Linked DNA regions of Homo sapiens: region 2 is linked to region 1. The links are chromatin loops, found by intact Hi-C in ENCODE. Cell type or tissue: CD4-positive, alpha-beta T cell. All regions are shown on one strand.

What was found. A loop is a pair of places that touch in the nucleus more often than their neighbours do. Peaks named below come from ENCODE experiments on the same cell type or tissue, not always from the same donor. Only the 100,000 strongest peaks of a DNase experiment are listed, where the experiment ranks them.
Region 2: a loop joins it to region 1, with 4 times the contacts of the local background. A loop is called at or near these places in 5 of 110 quality-filtered maps.

What each region holds. Positions count from the first base shown.
Region 1 is chr16:66,975,207-66,980,206 of GRCh38, reverse strand. No RefSeq gene overlaps it. Among named protein-coding and RNA genes, the nearest start is that of CES4A, 11 kb to the left of the region's middle. In CD4-positive, alpha-beta T cell, a CTCF peak has its summit at 2,362 (motif pointing left); a DNase peak (open chromatin) is centred at 2,346; H3K4me3 peaks cover 116 bases.
Region 2 is chr16:67,463,871-67,468,870 of GRCh38, reverse strand. The region is part of intron 1 of ATP6V0D1 (ATPase H+ transporting V0 subunit d1); the gene reads left to right. Among named protein-coding and RNA genes, the nearest start is that of ATP6V0D1, 15 kb to the left of the region's middle. RefSeq lists enhancers at 2,435-2,935, 2,936-3,436. In CD4-positive, alpha-beta T cell, a CTCF peak has its summit at 2,883 (motif pointing right); a DNase peak (open chromatin) is centred at 2,910.

The DNA of each region.
Region 1 (5,000 bases):
AACACTTTTTTTGTTTGTTTTTTATTTTTGACACCCAGGCTAGAATGCAGTGGCACGATCTCGGCTTCACTGTAATCTCCACCTCCCAGGTTCAAGCAATTCTTCTGCCTCAGCCTCCCAAGTAGCTGGGATTGCAGGTGCCCGCCACCATGCCAGGCTAATTTTTGTATTTTTGTTTCCCAGCTTTATTTTGCCATGTTGCCCAGGCTGGTCTTGAACTCCTGGCCTCAGCTGACCTGCCCACCTTGGCCTCTGACAAACTCCAGGAGCCACAGTCCAGGCCCAAAAGACAGAGGGGACTCATGAAGGCATCTGAGGGAGAGCAGGGCTGGCCCCTGTCATCTCCCTGCGGGCTGTCCAGCCCCAGTCTGAAGCCACTGCCTTGCAAAACCCCTCCTCTGGGCCTCCCTTGCTGGCCTAACTAGAATCCCAGTCCCCCCACCCAAGTCAGCCCACTAGACCCCAACTCCAGCACCTGGAAGGCCACCCTAGACACAAGGGCACATTCTGGAGGGGAAGGACTTGCAGTTTGAAGGCCAGTAAACTTGGGTGTGAGTCCTGCCTTTGTTCTCACTGTGTGGCCTCAGGCACGGTACTGCCCCTCTCTGATTCTAATTTCCTCATCTGTAAGGTGGGGTCCTCTCGGAACCCCAGAGGACGGCCCAGAGGCCTGCGGGAGAGGCCGGGTGTGAGTAAGCTTGAGCTCAGAGGAGAGCTCAGTGGGTGGCCGGGAGAAGCCTGGACCTCACCCCTACCCGCACCGCCAGCGATTGCCTTGTTTCCTGGGGTCCTGGTCAAGGTCTGAAGAGTGGGAAGGGGCCAGCTTGGGGGCAGCAGGGAGGGGCAACGTCACCCGAAGAGAGGCTCCAGTGGCAACGATGCCCCAAAGTGTGGGAGGTCTGGGGGTGATGGGAAGGAAGGCAGGCAGGCTAGGGCAGGGAAAGAAGGCCATGTGGGTGCCACTGCAAGAACCAGAGCTGGCGTTCCCCTGCCAAGTTCCTTCCTGTTCTTGGAATAGCCTTCCCGGAGCCTGGGCAGGCTGGACTGGGAACTGGGGTGGAGGCTGCGGGGGCGTGCAGAAGTGGAGATGGGGGGTGGCTAAAACCCAGGAGGTGGGGCTATAGACAGACTGGGGAGGAACTTGAACATGGCTTCCCTGAAGTCCCCAGGGAGGGACACAGACTCTATATGACACTCAACCTGCCATTCAGAGCCTCCCAGGGGTCCACCGACCAATTCTTTTGGGCAGCTACAGGCTCAGAAGTTATTTATTTACTTAGAGACAGAGTCTCACTCTGTTGCCCAGCCTGGAGTGTTGTGGCTCAATCAGCTCACTGTAACCTCGAACTCCTGGGCTCAAGCCATCCTCCTGCCTCACACTACTACAGGTGTGAGACACAACATCTGGCTAATTTTTAAAACTTTTTGTACAGATGGGGCCTTGCGATGTTGCCCAGGCTGGTCTTAAATTCCTGGCCTCAAGCGATCCTCCCACCTCGGCTTCCCAAAGTGCTGGGGTTACAGGTGTGAGCAACTGCCCCTAGTCCCAGAAGTTATTTTAAGGTGGAAGAGACTCATGCCAATATTATGATGCTCCCTGACATACCCCAATTCTTCCATGTTTGAGTTGTAGTCGAGGAGCCATATGATTTTTTTGGACATTGCGAGCAGAGTGTTTATACCTGTGCCAGGGAGCACTTATTTAGCACTGGCTGTGTGTCAAGCACGACTCTAGGTGCTTCATGGCTAATGATGTTTCAGTACTCACAGCCAGACCTGGGAAGGGAGTCACTAACCTTACTCTCATTTTACAGATGAGAAAACTGAGGAACAAAGAGGATACACAGCTTACTCAAAGATACACATCTGTGGTCGAGTGCAGTGGCTCATGCCTGTAATCCCAGCACTTTGGGAGGCCGAGGTGGGTGGATCACTTGGGGCCAAGAGTTAGAGACTAGCCTGGCCAACATGGTGAAACCCCGTCTCTACTAAAAACAAAAATTATCCAGGTGTGGTGGTGGGCGCCTGTAATCCCAGCTACTTGGGAGGCTGAGGCACAAGAATCATTTGAAGCCTGGAGACAGAGGTTGCAGTGAAGCAAGATCACACCAATGCACTCCGGCCTTGGTGACAGAGTGAGACTCTATCTCAACAAAAATAAAAAATAGAAATAAAATAAAGAGAAGATACACACCCAGTAAATGGTGGAACTCGTAGGAACCCTATCCGTGAGCGTGTGTGTGTGAGACTGTCGGGTTGTGTGAGTAACTAAGGTTGGCCTTGGGTAGATACTGGAAGCATCTGCTAGGACCTCATCCTGTGGCGGGGTCCAGGTGTGCACGTCTGATCCTGCAGCGCCCCCTGGTGCTCACACTCCTGCACTGTTCACTTGGCCCTTCCTGTGGCCCTTCCACTGGGAGGCTCCCGGGTCCACCAGTCCCTGTCCTGCAGGGCCACGCCTGTCTGAGTCTTTGGCTTGCTCCCTTCAGCTCTGCATGGCTGCTGGGTCCTAGGGCATGGAGGGGCCTTCAGGGAGCCTCAGGGAAGAGAGAATACAGAGGCATGAGGCCTGGAATCCCCTCTGCCTGGTAGGTCATATCCCCCGACCCCTGGGGCAGTACCAGACATTCTCCTCCCTCCCTGGGTGAAGGATGCCCTTGGCGGAGAGGGCTGGAGCTAGGACAGGGTCTGAGGCCTCAGCAGCCGGCTTGCCCACCCTCTCCAGGGCCTGCTGGTGTTGGCGATACCCAACCTGGTAACACCCCCCCGCTACACTCCCATGGCTGCCCTGTGGGGGCCACCATCAGGCCCAGAGGAAGAGGCCTCTTTGTACATCCAGTGTGGCCCACACCAGACCCCTGATTTCCGGGTCCACTCCTGCTTGCCTTAAGGCTGCCCTATCGGGGCTTCTTTTCCCCAACCTCTGTGTCTGGTCAGTCGCCCGGTCTTGTCTGCGGACTCTAAATCTAGAGCCCACCAGTGCCTCTCCATCCACCTGGCAGCCCACCCTGGTCCCCTCCCTGTTCTCCCTGCTCTCCCCCTCCTCTCCCCCCTCCCAGCCACCCTCCTCCATACAACAGGGCTTCCATGAGCGTCAAGTCCATGCCGACCCCTGTCGCAGCCCACAAGTCCTCTCACGTCTGCTCTTTGCTGACCTCTCCAGCCCTGCAGAGCCGCGATTCCTCCACACATTGCATCCTTCAGGCCTTTGCTGCTGTTGTTCCCTCTGCCAGGCACGCCCTTCCCCCGCTCCCCACCCTTCCAGTCTTCTACGCTGGTCTGCACGGTTGAGTAACCTCTGTTTATTCCTCGGGTCTCAGCTGAGATGTCCCTCCTTCCCTGTCTCCCAAGTCTGGGCTGGTCTACGTCTCTGTGTCCTCACAGCCCTTCGTGTCCCAGTTACACACTGTATTATTGGGGCCTGTTTTGTTTTGTTTTGTTTTTGAGACAAGGTCTCACTCTGTCACCCAGGCTGGAGTGCAGTGGCGTGATCTCGGCTCACTGCAACCTCTGCCTCCCGGGTTCATGTGATTCTCCTGGCTCAGCCTCTCTAGTAACTGGGACTACAGGTGCACACTAGCACGCCTGGCTGATTTCTGTATTTTTTAATACAGAGAAGGTTTCGCTATGTTGGCCAGGCTGGACTCGAACTCCTGACCTCAGGTGATCCACCCGCTTCGGCTTCCCAAAGTGCTGGGATTACAGGCGTGAGCCACCGTGCCCGGCCAGGGCCTACTTGTCAAGCTCTACCAGCTTGTGGGGATGAACTTCCCTGGTGGAAGGAAGTGGATGAGAATAGCAGGACTTCAGTGGCACGTGGAGAACTTGGACTTGTCTTCAGGGAGACAGGGAGTCACCAGGAGCTTTCGAGCAGGAGAATGATATGACTCAGAGCCCTTCTGGCTTTCTGTCTCTCCTTCCTCCCCAAAATGGACTTCCCAGAACAGAGCTGGTTCCAGTTGGAAATGAAAATGCTGGCCAGGCGCGGTGGCTCACGCCTGTAATCCCAGCACTTTGGGAGGCCGAGGTGGGTGGATCATCTGAAGTCAGGAGTTCAAGACCAGCCTGGCCAACATGGTGAAACCCTGTCTCTACTAAAAATACAAAAAAATTAGCTGGGCATGATGGTGGGCGCCTGTAATCCCAGCTACTCGGGAGGCTGATTCAGGAGAATTGCCTGGACCTGGGAGGTAGAGGTTTCAGTGGGCTGAGATCGTGTCATTGCACTCCAGCCTGGGCAACAAGAGTGAAACTCCATCTCAAAAAAACAAGACAGAAAGAAAGGAAGAAAGAAAAAAGAAAATGAAAATGCTTTTCACCCACCCATCAGCAGCCAGCAGCTCAGTCTGACTGAGGAAGGGCATTTGTGCGACTGGAGCTGGTAGGATGGCATAACGGGGGCAGGGAAGACTCTGGGATATGTATTGAAATCCAGGTGTTGGCTGGGCACAGTGGGACACACCTGCAATCCCAGTGTTTTGGAAGGCCGAGCCGGGAAGATCATTTGAGGCCAGGAGTTTGAGGCCAGTCTCGGCAACATGGTGATACCCTGTCCCTACAAAAACTAAAAAAATTATCCAGGCATGGCGACACTCACTTGCAGTCCCCGCTACTTGGGAGGCTGAGGGGGGAGAATCGCTTGATTGAGTTCGAGGCTGCAGTGAGTTCGAGGAGTTCAAGGCTGCAGAGAGCTACAATCGTGCCACTTCAGTCCAGCATGCACAGCAGAGTGGACCCTGTCTCTAAAACAAAAACAAAAATAAACCCAGGTGTTTTAAGGTAGTGGTACATTGATCCTCAAAGCAAGAAATGTTTACTTCTGTGTCCGGAATTGGTGGGTTCTTTGTCTCACTGACTTCAAGAATGAAGCCACGGACCCTCCCGGTGAGTGTTACAGTTCTGAAAGGTGGCGTGTCGGGAACTGGTTCCTTCTGAGGTTCAGATGCGTTCGGAGTTTCTTCCTTCTGGTGGGTTCGTGGTCTCGCTGGCTCAGGAGTGAA
Region 2 (5,000 bases), 490 kb before region 1:
GATTTCTTGGGCCTGGTTTCCGAGGTGGAGCCAGTGCTTGAACCCCTGCTAGGCCTTTTGAAGTACCCTCAGCCTAGGCAGATGTCAGCCATTCAGGGCCCTTAGTAAATAAGGCTTTCTGGGTGACTAGGGTTTCTTGATGGCAGAGACGGAAATGCTTCAACACCTTATTTTAAACATTGCATAATACACTTCTGGAATATATTAGTCTCATTTCCCTGCTTGCTTGCTTCCTTTCCTTTCTTTCTTTCCTTCCTTCTTTTTTTTTTTTCTTTTTCTTTTTGAGACTGGGTCTTGCTCTGTTGCCCAGGCTGGAGTACAGTGACCCAAACACAACTCACCGCAGCCTTGACCTCCCAGGCTCAAGCAATCCTCCCAACTCAGCCCCCCAAGTATGTAGGGCTACAGGCATGCACCACCGCACTTAGCTAATTTTTGTATGTTTTGTAGAGAAGGGGTTTTGCCATGTTTCCCAGGCTGGTCTTGAACTCCTGGGCTCAAGTGATCTTCTTGCCTTGGCCTCCCAAAGTACTGGGATTACATGCATGAGCCATCACGCTTAGCTCCTTTTCCTTTTTTAAGACAGGGTCTCACTCTGTCGCCCAGGTTGGATTGCAGTGGCATGATCATGACCCACTGCAGCCTCAACCTCCTGGGCTCAAGTGATCCTTCTACCTCACCTTTCCCAAGTAGCTGGGAGTACAGGCATGTGTTACCATGTCTGGCTAATTTTTTATTTTTTAGTGGAGACAGGGTCTCACTATGTTGCCCAGGCTCCCTGCTTTCTTAAGTGGCATACACTGAACATAGCAGAGTCTCTCCTGCATTAACGGCTGTTAGACTTGGAATGAGATGGAACAGAACCACTGTCCCTGAGGGCCCAGGTCTGCCTCCCATAGTTTTGTCCCTGGCCTTCTGTCAGGCCACCCATTCACTCTTCCTGCTGTGGTCAGGATGCCTGCTATAGCACCAGGGTCCCCTTCCCAACCTGTAGCTGCTCTTGGGCTTTGAGCTCAGTGATCAGACACACTGCAGCTTGTTAGGAGGATCTGCATCCAGAATGAACAGGTGCAAGGACATGATATGACTGTCTCTAAGTCATCTGCGCCTGCTCAGGGTCAGGACCCTAGTGCCCCTATGGGTTGCCAGAACCTTTCTTGAGTTCTTCTGTGTGGAGCCAGGCATCAGGCAGACCATGGCTCCCTTCCGGACAGCTGTGTGATGCAGAGATGTATTTGCCCACTTGTAAAATGAAACAGAAATCACTTACTCGTAGGTTGTAAGGATTCAACAGCGCAGTCCTAGCCAGAGTGGATGCTCAATAGATATTTGCCTGATTGGATGAGTGACAGCTCTTTTTTTTTTTTGAGACAGAGTCTCACTCTGTTGCCAGGCTGGAGTGCAGTGGCATGATCTTGGCTCACTGCAACCTCCGCCTCCTGGGTTCAAGCGATTCTCCTGCCTTAGCCTCCCAAGTAACTGGGATTACAGGCACCCGCCACCACGCCCGCCTAATTTTTGTCTTTTTAGTAGAGACGGGGTTTCACGATGTTGGCCAGGATGGTCTTGATCTCTTGACCTCGTGATCCGCCCACCTCGGTCTCCCAAAGTGCTGAGATTACAGGCATGAGCCACTGTGCCCAGCCATGACAGCTCTACTGGCACTGGCTGAGTACTAGGCTTTGGGGGTGTGGGGGAGGAAAAGCCAAGTCTCCCACCCCCCAACCCCAGGGATGCACCATATCATAGATTTCCCTGTTTCTGAGTTATTAAGCACTTGCTTTTATTAGACACATACTAGGCAGTAGAGACAAAAGGAGTTGAGACTTAGATAAAGGGAATTGGAGACTTGGGAGGGTCTGGCTGAGAGGGAGAGCAAGAGTGTAGAGGGCTGAGGATGCCCATGCTTCCCTCCACGTCCTCTTCAGCCTTGTCCCTCTGAAGGCTTTGTCTTCACTCATGCAAGACAGACCAGTTCCTTATGACCGACTCAGGTCTGTGTGGTCTCCGGTTTGGCTTTCCAGGCTTATATCCACCTATTGTTCTCTTTCTTTTCTTTTCTTTTCTTTTTTTTGAGACAGGGCCTCACTCTGTTGCCTGGGCTGGAGTGCAGTGGCTCCATCATGGCTCACTGTAGCCTTGACCACCTAGGCTGCAAACCATGCACCACGACGCCCAGCTGATTTTGTTTATTTTTGGTAGAGACAAGGTCTCATTATGTTGGCCAGTCTGGTCTCAAAACTTCTGGGCTCAAGTCATCTTTCAGCCTCGGCCTTCCAAAGTGCTGGGATTACAGGTGTGAGCCACCGTGCCCGGCCAACTTCTGTTCTTTTTTTTTTTTGAGACAGAGTTTTATTCTTGTTGCCCAGGCTGGAGTGCAATGGCACAATCTTGGCTCACCGCAACCTCCGCCTCCCGTGTTCAAGTGATTCTCCTGCCTCAGCCTCCTGAGTACTAGGATTACAGGCAAGCGCCACCATGCCTGGCTAATTTTGTGTGTGTGTGTGTGTGTGTGTGTGTGTGTGTGTGTGTGTGTGTGTGTGTATGTGTTTACTAGATACAGGGTTTCTCCATGTTGGTCAGGCTGGTCTCGAGCCCTCGACCGCAGGTGATCTGCCCATCTTGGCCTCCCAAAGTGCTGGGATTACAGGCGTGAGCCACCGCGCCTGGCCCAACTCCTGTTCTTTATGAGACATTCCTGCATAGCTCTGTGGGTACCTGTAGTCCCACTCCCTCAGAGGTTGATGACTGGGAGATGCTGACCAGGAGTCTGAGGCAGTGATTAAATTGGAGGGATGTGTTGAAGGGGAACTGGAGCTGGCGTACCCTCTTCCCACCAGAGGGGCCCCTCGCTGTGGACAATGCCATCCTCCCACCACAAGGGGGTGCGCCAGGATCACTCCACTTCTCAAGGAGCCTGGGGAGGGAGGTGTGGCTGGACCCCGTGAGTCATCCAGGCTCTCTCTCTGCTTTTCCGTGGGGCAGCTGCCACCAGCACTGTCCCTTGGGTCTCTGCTCTGGGCCCTACTTCCCTCACTTAAGTCTCAGTTGGCCTTCTCAGATGAGGTAGGGCTTGTCGCTTAGTGTCTCCTGTCTGTGTACCTCTACCCATCCTCACCTCCCTGTGCCCTATCTTCCTGGGTTGGGAAGGAGAAGGCCAGGGGACATTTCCTGATGCTCTTTGCCTTGGTGCCCAGTGCAGGCTGCTCCAGCCTTGCCCACCACACCGTCCTCATTTACCCTCACCTGGGTCATGCCAGCAGCTCAGAGTTGGAGCTGCAGGTACAGCACAGTGTGCTATGAACCCATGGGTCTTGGGAGCTCCAAGTAGGAGCTTGAGGCAGCCCAGGGATCAGGGCTACACTTCTCAGGCTCCTAGAACCATGCACCTCCCTAGGTAGTCACCACTCTTGTCTTGCCACCCTGGCCTCTCCAGGAGAGGGAAAATTTGTCTTCAGGACAGAGGATGAATTTTTCTCTCTCCTCAACCTCATTTGGCACTCCCTCTGAGGGGCATGTAGGATGTATGTGGCATGTATAGGTACATATATGCAGGGTGACTCCGGGAGATGGCCAAACCAGGCACCTGAACACCATGTAAGCACTGCAGGTCCACACGGTCAGGCTGGCGATGGGTTATCAGTTGATTGACAAGTCTCTCCTACCCTGTACCCCAGTTTGGAGGCCTCTCCATTGGGCTCCTTGGCGTCTGCCTCATCCAACACCTACTCCCTGGCTGATGTTTTAAAAAATCTATCCTGCACTAGAATGTTGGTCTTCCTCCTTTTCAGAGGCAGGAAAGTCAAGGCCCCGAAGGGTGCTTTAGTAGGCTAGGCTGCTGCTTTGTGGCCTGGGCACCTGCTCTGTGTGTCCAAACCTAGCAACTCCCCTGAAGGACCAAGGAGTAGGCACAAGGGGCAGTGCTGGGATTGCCCCTGTGTGAATGTGTGTGGTCCTGAGGACCGCTGGGCAGATTGGTGGCAGGGGAAAGGAATATGTGGAGGAGCAGCCCTGACTGGTGCTGGACACTGCTTTCCTGGCCAGCTCTTGCCTGGCCCTGGGCACTTGCCCAGACCTTGCCCCACTTTGGATGCTCAGGCAATGGTTTTCAGGCCTTGACCTCAACAGAGGCTTTCGTGCTTGGCTGGTGGATGGGGCTTTTCCCTCTGAGGAGTCATCTGAAACTCAGCTTTTACTGCCTGCCCTTGTCCCTGTGCTGGTGGCCACTCAGAGGCTCCACAGCCCCAGGGTCTCCCCTGCAGCTGTCATCAGTTCTTCTGAGGCTGTTCCATGGGTATCCAGGCCACTGGTCTCACTGGGAGCCCCTGAGTGGCCCTCAGGGGCTGGGTTGCAGGGAGTCAATGTGGTCTGGGCCTGACGAGGCTAGAACAGTGTCATAGCTGGACAGGCTCCTGGAGGTACCGTTATCCAGCTCTCTTCATCTGGGAAGCTGGGTCCAAGGTAAGGCCCAAGGGCGTAATTATGGTCTCCTGACACCTGTCTTGGCAGTTCCTGACCAATCACTCTATGTTCTTTGATTTTTTTCCCCCTTTATCTATTCTTCCATTTGTTCACTCAAGGATGCCTGGACTATATCTCTGTGAACTGGCCCCCAACTCAGGAACGGGTAGTCATGCAAAAAGGACCCTGTTTCTGGGGCCCTTGTCTTTTCCTCAGGCCTTGCCACATGGGATCTAGCTTGAAACTTGAAGGGTTGGGAGCTGATGAATACAGATGAGCTGCAGTCCATGATGTAGCACACAAGGCCCTGAGGCTGCCAGGTCATGGGTTCAGCTCTGCCTGTTTTCCCATGCCCCCAACCCTTTAACCTTCAAACTAGATACCATATCACAAGGCCTGGGAGAGCACAGGGTCCTGGAATGTCACCCTTCGGTATCTGCCCAGGCTCCATGCCTCCCACCTCCCCCAGTGGCTTCAGTCATTTGGACCTAGCTTCCACTGTGTGGTCAAGCAGGTGACCACGTCCCTCCCAGGGGCCA